2 separate regions of the Homo sapiens genome follow, and region 2 is linked to region 1. Evidence: chromatin loops called from intact Hi-C (ENCODE). Cell type or tissue: CD4-positive, alpha-beta T cell. All regions are shown on one strand. Links, peaks and the distances in the headings refer to the core of each region. The heading gives the core; the rest is flanking DNA.

Region 1 (5,393 bases), core at 238-5,237:
TGGTACTGATGGAGGGACAGTGACATAAATCAATAGAACAGGATAAAGAACCCAGAAGTACACCTAAGAAAATACACTGAACTGAGTCTTAACAAAGGTCAAAAAGCATTGCAATGGAGGAAAGATAGCCTTTTCAATATACGGTCCTGCAGCTATTGTATATTCATAAGTAAAAATGTGAACCTTGACCTAAATCTCACACATTATATAAAAATTAACTCAAATTTTTGAATCATAGATTTTAAAGTAAAATGTAAACTATAAAACTTTAGAAGAAATCATAGACAAACATTTTCAGGACCTGGGGTTTGACGAAGAGTTCTTAGACATGACACCAAAAGCATGCTTCATAAAAGAAAAAAAAAATGATAAATTAAACTTCATCCAAATTAAAAGTGTTTGTCCTGCAGAAGACCCAGTAAAGATGTGAAAATACAAGCCGCAGACTAAGAGGAAATATTTGCAAACCACATATCTGATAAAGGAGTCATGTCTAGAATTCATAAACACTCTCAATCTGCAACAGTAAAAAGTTAAACTATTCACTTAGAAAATGGCAAAAGACGTGATGAAGTATTTCACCAGAAAGCATACATAAATGTCAAATAAGCACATGAAAACATATGCAACACCTAATCCAATTGTGAAATGCAAATTAGGATCACTATGAGCTATCACTGCATGCCTATTAAATCAAATCAATGAAAAATAATGACAATAATGAAAAATAATGCCTGTAAGAATATGGAAACACTAGATGTTTCACACATCGCGGGTGGTGATGTTAAGTGTTATGGCCACTCTGAAAAACTGTTTGGCAGTTTCTCAAAAAGAAATAAACATTCACTTACTAATCAACCTAGCAATCATCCTCCTGGACATTTAACTCAGAGAAATGCAACTTTAAGTCCATAAAAGAACCTGCATATAGTTGTTCATAGCAGTGTTATATGTAACAGATAAGAACTGGAAATAACTGAAAATGTCCTACAATAGGTGAGTGATTCAGCAAACTGTGTACCTCCAAACTAGAAATATAACTCGGCAGTAAAAAAGCAATAAACTATTGATACACAGCAACTTGGCTTGATTACAGGAAAGTGCACTAATTGGGGGGAATAAAGCCAATCTCAAAGGGTCACATACTGAATGATTTCATTTATATAACATTGAAGCTACAAGCTATTACAGGTTACAAGCTTAGTTTATTCTCTGCATTAGATTTGCATGATTTACTTCTCTGTGTCTCTTTATTAGATGTCATCTCCAGTGCCAATGTCATCCTTTAATAGATGAACAGTTGCCAGGGTTTAACGATGCTAGAGGGAGGAGGTTAGTAGTATTGTAAAGCGGTAGCCCTGGAAGATCCCTGTGGTAATGAAATAGTTATATATCTTGATTGAAGTGGTGCTTATCAAATCTAAACATATGGTAAAAGGACATAGAATTATGCACATGCTTTTTATCATTGTCAATCAACTCCTTGGTTTTGATGATGTAATCACTGGGGAAACCAGGTAAAGGATACACAGAACCTCTGTACTATCCATCTCTGCAATTTCCTGTGAATTTGTAATTATTTCAAAATGAAAGTCTTTTTTAAAAAAAAATCCAACTCACAAGAATAGAGAGAGGATGCGCTTTGACAATTAATATATTTGTGTGCTATGCATGATCGAATTACCTCTTCTTGGTAAATTCAAAGGGCAGGAAGTCCGGGCGTGGTGGTTCATGCCTGTAATCCCAGCTACTCAGGAGACTGAGGCAGGAGAATCGCTTGAACCCAGGAGCGGGAGGTTTGCAGTGACCCGACGTGCCACTGCACTCCAGCCTGGGCAACAGAGCGAGACTCAGTCTCAAAAAAAAAAAAAAAAAAGAAATAATTAATTTAAAAAAAAGACAGGAATCCAATATATTAATTATACTCCTGCTGAATCTCTTTACTGCTTTCTTTATGCCGTAATTCTTATACTGTAGTACACAGATGGTTTCTATTACACTTACAACTCTTTACTAAATTTGATTTAATGATTTACATGTCTATATCCCTCTATCAGATATCAAACCTGGGTCCACACCAATGTCATCTTTGAAATCCCAGTGTTTGGCACAACAATGCATATTAAGAGTTAAATACAGGTTGGTGAATGAATGAGCTATAGTCAAATAAGTTGTACATTCATTTTAAGAAGTGGAAGAATTGGATTTAATCATTCCACAATGTATACACATATCGAAACTTTACATTGTACACCATAAATATATACAATCTGTCATTTGTCAATTAAAATATTTAAAAGAAATAAATGGAAGAATGTAAAAGTGAATAACTTCAGATAATAGCTATGGGAGTTTGGTGTCTTTCTAGGAAATATTTTGATGAATGAAAGCACCTACATTTTAATGACAAGAGCATCTTACTGAGAACGTTCTCTCTCTAGCTGTCCTGGTTCCTTCCCCAAACTGAACAATTCCAAGACTTGCCAGCAGGGGGAGAGCAACTCTTTAGAGATGGCCTCTAACTATATGCTACTCTGCAGCTGTAGGAGTTTCCTATGTTCAATTTTATCTGATGTATAGAGTTAACAATGTTTCTAAAGTGACAACTGTATTTATTGTTGTTGTTTTTAGTATTGCTGTGAAACATAGTCATAACAAACTTGTAAATTCTCCATCTACAATCAGGATTTACCATTTATGCTGTCAACACGTCCTCTTCTTCCTCCTCATTAAAAAAAAAAAATTGTGGTTAACCACAATTTTTAAAAAACCCACATAACATAAAATTTACCATGTTAAACACTTGTAATTATGTGGTTTAGTGGTGTTAACACATTGTTGTGCAACAGATCCCTAGAAAACAGATCTCTTGTAAAAGTGAAAATCTACACCCATTAAACAACTCTCCATTCTCCCAGCTCCTCGTAAGCACCATTCCACTTTCCATTCTAGAAATTTGAGATCTTTGGATGCCTTATATAAGTGGAATCATACATTGTCTTTCTTGTGAATGGCTGATTTTACTTAGCATAATGTCCTCAAGGTTCATCTATGTTGTAGCATATGTGAGATCTTCCTTCTTTTTTAAGGCTGAATAATATTCCATAAATATCCCACATTTTATGTATTCATTTATCTGTCAATGGCCACTTGGGTTGTCTCCACCCCCTGGCTACTGTGAACAATGCTGTGAACATGGGTATGCATCTACTACGTCCTTTGAAGTATGGAATCAATATGCACACCCAAACGACTTTTGCCCCAATTCTTTTTTTTTTTTTTTTTGAGACAGTTTCACTCTTTTTGCCCAGGCTGGAGTGCAGTGGTGTGATCTTGTCTCACTGCAACCTCCTCCTCCCAAGTTCAAGCGATTCTCCTGCCTAAGCCTCCCAAGTAGTTGGGATTACAGGCATGTGCCACCACACCCGGCTAATTTTGTATTTTTAGTACAGATGGGGTTTCTCCATGTTGGTCAGGCTGGTCTCGAACTCCCAACCTCAGATGATCCACCCACCTCGGCCTCCCAAAGTGCTGGGATTACAGGCAAGAGCCACCATGCCCAGCCTCCAATTCTTTATTTTTTTGAGACAGGGTCTCACTCTGTTGCCCAAACTGGAGTACAGTGGTATGATCATGGCTCACTGCAGCCTCAAACTGCTGGGCTCAAGGGATCCTCCCACCTCAGCCTCCTGAGTAACTGGGACTACAGGTGCACACCACTATGTATGGCTAATTTGCTTTTGTATCTTTTGTAGACATGGAGTCTTGCTTTCGGGCTTAGGCTGTGTCTCAATTATTAACTTCACAAACAACTGATGGAAAGAGGTAAAACTGGACCTATTATTCTCTGAAATGTTAGATTTATGTCAATTGTATTTCACAAAGTGTAGACCACTAGCCTCAGAATTACCTAATGTGTATTTATAAGGAAGAGCTACAGACTGTCGTGAGAGTGATGGGCAGGATTCTACCTGTCAGTAGGGTTTACTGAGTTTTATAGACAGTAATGGTAGAGAACCACAGCCTCAAGCCAAGTTTCCCCAAGCAAACCATAATTAGGTTCATCCAATCAAAGGGAGAGAGGCCAAAGTGGGTTTAAAATGACACATTGTATTATAAGAATGAGCATAGCAGAAGAGTGGCTTATACTCCCTCTTAATTAGAGAAACATCTAAACCTCCTGAAATAAACAGGAGATTCTGAATGTGACAAGCAGAGCCAGAATTGTCTCTGAACTCTGCCCCCCAGCTTTTCAGAACCCTGATTTTTCTCACTAATTCCCTCAAATATGAGGAAAAGCAAATTGACTATATAGGTTTACCTATTCCTTTTCCTGACTACTTTGGGATGGAAATCAGTTGTCTTATTTAGCTAATGCTGCATAACAAATCATATGTCGATTTATTGGCTTTTCACAATTTCCTATTTTTCACGATTCTGTGGCTTGTCTGGGCTCATATAGGTTGTTTTTCTTATGGGCTTTTCTGGGGTCACTTGTGCCGCAGCAGTCATCTGGTAGCTCTATTGGGACTGGAGAGCATAAAATGGCCTTACTCTCTCATATGAGAACTTGGTGCTGGCTGTGAGCCTGGACCTCTCTACTGGATAGTCTCTCATCATTCAAGTAGTTTAACCTGAGCTTTTTTTCATAGTGGTAGGAGCTCCATTTTCGGAACCTAAAGCAGAAGCTGCAAACCTCCTAAGGATGCCTTATAAAATGCAAAATGTCACTTCTGCCACATTCTATTTGCCAAAGCTAGTCCCAAGGCTAGCCTACATTCAGAGGATGTGGAAACAGGCTCTGCCTGTTGATGGGGGAGCAGCAAAGTCACTTTGAAAAGGAGCATGCAGAATGGAAAGATAAAACAATCGCTACAGAAAATGGTAACATGATGGGAAAACTGGTGAAACAAGGAAAGGGAAAACAAGGACAGGTACAGTGGCATGCACCTGTAGTCCCAGCTACTTGGGAGGCTGAAGCAGGAGGATTACTTGAGCACAGGAAAAAAGTAATAGAAAACAGAGTTGACAGAGATGTGTTATCTCCTCGGTAGGTGATAAATAAATGGGCCAAAGTATAAGAGCACTCAACACAGGAATTATTTATACCTCAAATGAAGAGGAACTTCATATGAGACACAATTCCGGAAGAGGAAAACAGCTCAGATACCATGGAAAGTCTGAGGACAACCTCAATCCATCTTTTCTTCTACCCCTAACTTTCATGCACGTCCCTGTGAAGAGACCACCAAACAGGCTTTGTGTGAGCAATAAAGCTTTTAATCACCTGGGTGCAGGCAGGCTGAGTCCGAAAAGAGAGTCAGCGAAGGGAGATAAGGGTGGGGCCGTTTTATAGGATTTGGGTAGGTAAAGGAAAATTACAGTCAAAGGGG
Region 2 (5,393 bases), core at 275-5,274, 220 kb after region 1:
CACCCCCCCTTCCCGCCCCCACCCTGGAAAAACTGTCTTCTATGAAACCGGTCCCTGGTGCCAAAAGGGTTGGGGACCACTGCGCTAGACCATCCTCGTCCATGTAGCATCTTGAAGGACCTCTCCAAAAGCAAATATCCCTATATTCACCTCAAGCCACCTGTATCTACCAACAGCCTACTTTCTTCAAGATCAAAGTCACACTCCTTAGTCATTTCAGACAAGGTCCTTTGTACACATGATGGCTTCATACACTCAGTGCTCCAGCAATGCAGAACTACTTGCAACTGCAGGAATCTAGTTCTTCCATCTGGAAACCTGCCTCCTTCTCTTTACCCTTCCTTGCCCTAGAGCTACTGCTGGCTTTAAAAAGGTGCTCAGGCCGGCACGGTGGCTCACGCCTGTAATCCCGGCACTGGGAGACCAAGGAGGGCGGATCATGAGGTCAGGAGATTGAGACCATCCTGGCTAACATGGTGAAACCTCGTCTCTACTAGAAATACAAAAAATTAGCTGGGTGTGGTGGTGGGTGCCTGTAGTCCCAGCTACTCAGGAGGCTGAGGCAGGAGAATGGCATGAACCTGGGAGGCGGAGCTTGCAATGAGCCGAGATCGCGCCACTGCACTCCAGCCTGGGCGACAGAGCGAGACTCCATTTCAAAAAAAAAAAAAAAAAAGGTGCTCTGGGTAGATCATTGAGAGAAAAAAAGGTGCCTTTGAAGGACGCGGCCTGGCAGTGTTCAAGGCTTGGCAAGCAGATGGCACTTTTGGCAAAAACAACAACAACAACAACCACAAAAAACGAATCCCCTTCCTCCTGCCAATGCAGCCCCTGTTAAGGCTTGGTGAGCTGAGCAAAGATTCCATTTCCACTCCCACTCACCTTGTTGGCAGGATGCCACTGTACAACCGACAGACTGCACAGGGCAGACCTGCTGTATGGCAACACGTATCCTATCCCATCATAAGTCTTCCAAACCCCGATCAGCAACCACCCCTACCAGGAAGCATTCTCTGATGCTCCTTGACATTCACACCTGGGTCTGTAATTTTTGCTTCCTTGAGCCTTGTACGTGGTTCTAGTGCAATAGTTATCCCATCTGATTATAGCTGTTATCTTCCTACCTGGGCAAAGATCCTTTGGTCAGGTACTTTGTTGGTTATCTCTAGTTCTTAAAAAGGTGCCTGAAATTTATTTGTCAGTTGCTGATCCAAAATTAAAAGCTAACATTCATGTTCTTTTAAAAAAGCACTTAATACTTCTACTATATCAAAACATCAGGTTTCCCCAAATTAGTAAGATCTAACACATTTTAGGTAAAATAAAGATGATGATGATGAAAATGGATTATACAAACTGTTGAAATTTGCTTTAATTGTACAAAGGGGACCTAACCTAATTATCAAATGATGCACATTATTACTAAAAATGATGTACTTTCACTAGAAAATAAGTAGCTGGAGGCTTGTGTTTTAAGAGTTGGAGAGAGTGAACCCAGGATTTAATCAGATTAGATTCTCTTTTTTTTTTGAGACAGAGTCTTGCTCTGTTGCCCAGGCTGGAGTGCAGTGGTGCGATCTTGGCTCACTGCAACCTCCGCCTCCCAGGTTCAAGCAATTATCTTGCCTCAGCCTCCCGAGTAGCTGGGATTACAGGTACACGCCACCATGCCTGGCCAATTTTTGTATTTTTTTAGTAGAGATGGGGTTTCACCATGTTGGCCAGGCTGATCTCAAACTCCTAACCTTGTGATCTGCCCGCCTCAGCCTCCCAAAGAGCTGGGATTACAGGCGTGAGCCACCGTGCCTGGCCCAGATTAGATTCTTCACTTGCTCTCTTGTTAAGGCTGTATTCAAAATTTCCTTTGATGTAAGTTAGTTTACTTTGTATGTTAATGGCAAGAAAATAATAAAACTAGGCTAATCTTGTGTTACAGATGAGAAAAATTAGACTCTAAGATATTAATTTTTCCAAGTTCCCACAACCTAGCTATGTGGGGAGCCTGGCCATGAACTCTTGGGTTGCAGTTCTTTTAACATTTCAGTGCTGGTTTTTAAAAGAATAAACAGCTCACCATTTGAGATTGAGTATTAATACATGATACCCAGAGGTATTTGGGTGGGCGAGCTCTCACTTTACAGCTCTTTCTCCTTCTGTACCAGTGACCTAACTTGTTTGGTGTTAGACTTTTAACAGTAAATATCTGGAGAATGTACCCCAACTTGGACATATATTTATTTATATATTACATACCTAAATTACTAACAGTTGTATGTACTTAATATTAGTAGAGCTTAATTTTGTTCACATATTTAAGGAAAATACTTTCTAGAGAATGTCCTGAGCCACAGTACAGCCACCCATCTACACAAAGGGCTAATAAACTTCGATCCCAAAGAGAGGGGTCAGCACCATCTAGTGAACCAGTGTGAAACTGCACTCTCAGGCCCAACAGGGGTTTCCAGGTTATCTTACAGAATAGGCTTAGCCAAATCCCCAGTTCCTGATCCTGAATGTTGGAGCCTAATTCCCTTGTCCCTTGTCCCTTGTGTTCTTTCATCTCCTTTTCCTTTCTTTTCCTTTCTTTCCTTTTTTTTTTTTTTTGATGGAATCAAATACTAATTTGATCTGTCGCCTAGGCTGGAGTGCAGTGGTGCGATCTTGGCTCACTGCAACCTCCGCCTCCCGGGTTCAAGCAATTCTCCTGCCTCAGCCTCTCCAGTAGCTTGGATTACAGGTGCTACCATGCCTGGCTAATTTTTGTATTTTTATTAATTTTTTGTATTTTTCTTCACGTTGGCCAGGCTGGTCTCGAACTCCTGGCCTCAAGTGACCTGCCCGCATTGGCCTCCCAAAGTGTCATCTCCTTTTTCTTTGTCAAACATATCTCTTAGCCACTGTATTGCCATTGTCATTCTATCCCCCTGGCATTACATTCATACATATTAAATAGGCTAGAAAAATGCCATAAAGTCCAGATACTTTTTACATCTACTTATGCATAAGGAAAAAAGTGCTGGTATGAAATACAAAAATAGGAATTATCAGCTATCACAAAGTGTATATTTATTTGTTTACTGGCTTATTTTCAGTTTTCTCCACTACAGTACATGAGAGCAGGAGACAGATCTGTATCTCAAATGCCTAGAACAGGGCCTGGTGCATACATGGCAAGCATAAAATAAAACGTTGAATCAATGGATTAATTGGTTATTTAAGATGGAGTGAGTCATAATGTCTAATAACAATCACTTGAAATGTAGAACTGCTAAATAGCATGCACAAAGTCAAAAGTGGTTTCTGTTTTCTCTAAGCACATTTAAATTTTGCAAATGTTTCAATAATCAACATAAATTACCATTATAAATAGTAATAAGAAATAAATGTTACAACTAATTCATTAGCTTGGTCTTACAGCCCTATATGTGCTCTTTTATAAAAACCACAAAGATGACAAAGGTCTTAAAGAGTTGTGTAATCAATCACTCATTATCAGGCTGAAAGACAGCTGATATCATCTGTCTGCTGCCTTAATGGACAGCATAGTGGGGGTAGGAAGGTGCTGGCACTTACAGTCCCTGGGCACACTCTTAGCCTTACTCCTCATTCTCATCTATATTGTTAAGATAAGGATGCTAAAATCAGCAATCTAATAACGATCACTTCAAATGCAGAACTGCTAAATAGCATACAAAAAGGCCAGAAAATGTCAATGCTCAGGAAAATTCACAGTGATGATAATAGCAGGGTAAGGTTAAGTAGACTTATAATGACAAATGGTTATTAAAGGCATTATGAGATAAGTAAACAGATACACGAACCTAACAGCCAGCCACTGTTGATCCACAAAGAGATGAACTTTGTCGATTCTGACGTTCTTGGCATAGTGCAGTCGCTTTGGCAAATCAGGAGTCAAATAGGGCTTGAAATGCTGATCAGGTTTTCGGCACTGAAAAGCAAGTAAATATTTCTTTATGATACATAAGATATGCAAATTAATTTTAAAAGTTCATCTTCTACATCAATTTATGAAGCACCTTTTAAAAGTAAGGGGATTTCAGCTTGGCTAATACAATAGGAATATTAAACCTATTATCAATGTAGTCAGATCCCCCTAGTTATTAGTTTTGCCGTTGCAATGATAATCAGGTTGCAATTAAAAATCTGATTTAACCCAGGAGGTGGAGGTTGCAGTGAGCCAAGATCACCCCATTGCACTCCAGCCTGGGCCATAGAGTGAGACTCTCTCAAAAAAATAAAAAATCTGATTTAAATTATGAGTTAATGTTTTCAGTTTTTATTCCTGGGGGTGTGTGTGTGTGTGTGTATATAACCATATATATAATATATAATATATAATATATAACCATATATAATATATAATATATAAACATATATATTATATATAACTATATATCATATATAACCATATATATTATATATAACTGTATCATATATAGTTGTATAATATATAACTATATATCATATATAGTGTATAATATATAACTATATATCATATATAGTGTATAATATATAACTATATATCATATATAGTGTATAATATATAACTATATATCATATATATCACATATCATATATATCATATCATATATACATATCATATCATATATCATATATCATATATAACTACATATTATATCATATATAACCATATATCATATATAACCATATATCATATATCATATATAATATAGCCATATAATATATACTATATATGGTTATATATTATATGTAATATATATAACCATATATTATATATATATTAAACCACTATGAATTACCCTCTTTTTTAACAGAAAATGGACAGACATCTAGATTTAGAGTGATAATGACAACTTTTGAGTCTAAATTACATATAAATATATATACCATATTAGTAGATATGAGTAAAAAAATTAAAAAGTAGTTTAATTGCACAAAAAAGTACTTTCCAACAGACTCAATTTATCTTTTAAATAACCTACATTTGCTTAGTTTTCCGATCAAGTCAATGGCTTTTGAAACCTATTATAGTCTCCCTATTTGTAAAACAATCATGGTTTCCTTACAAATTGGAGTAAAATTTTGTTTCTTTAACAATTATGACTGTATGGCATATTTTAAAATTGTAGAAATGCAAATCACATTGGTATCTATTTATGTAAAAGAAAAATGAGGTAATGAGAAATAGAACTACAAAGGAACTTTCCCTCATGACCATTTTGAGAAACAAGAAGAAAAACCATAAACAAAGGAAACGAAATTTTTCCTATTTCCTCATTTTCTCATTTATTTTAAACCACAATATATCATATATATTAACAAGTGTGTGTCACTATTATCTCAGGGTCAATTTAGATAAGAAAAATAAGAGAAACTATGAAGCACATAAT

What was found. Hi-C counts contacts between places; a loop is a spot of excess contacts. Peaks named below come from ENCODE experiments on the same cell type or tissue, not always from the same donor. Only the 100,000 strongest peaks of a DNase experiment are listed, where the experiment ranks them.
Region 2: a loop joins it to region 1, with 6 times the contacts of the local background. A loop is called at or near these places in 81 of 110 quality-filtered maps.

Annotation. Positions count from the first base shown.
Region 1 is chr6:131,907,247-131,912,639 of GRCh38, reverse strand. All of the region lies in intron 2 of CCN2-AS1 (CCN2 antisense RNA 1), which reads right to left. Among named protein-coding and RNA genes, the nearest start is that of CCN2-AS1, 8.0 kb to the right of the region's middle. RefSeq lists a silencer at 2,377-2,671 and enhancers at 4,708-5,234, 5,235-5,393. In CD4-positive, alpha-beta T cell, for the core only: CTCF peaks have their summits at 2,275 and 2,477 (motif pointing right); a DNase peak (open chromatin) is centred at 2,499.
Region 2 is chr6:131,692,053-131,697,445 of GRCh38, reverse strand. It overlaps ENPP3 (ectonucleotide pyrophosphatase/phosphodiesterase 3), which reads right to left. Exons shown (of 25, transcript NM_005021.5): 15 at 3,822-3,949. Among named protein-coding and RNA genes, the nearest start is that of OR2A4, 6.7 kb to the left of the region's middle. In CD4-positive, alpha-beta T cell, for the core only: no CTCF peak of the experiment used is centred there; a DNase peak (open chromatin) is centred at 2,415.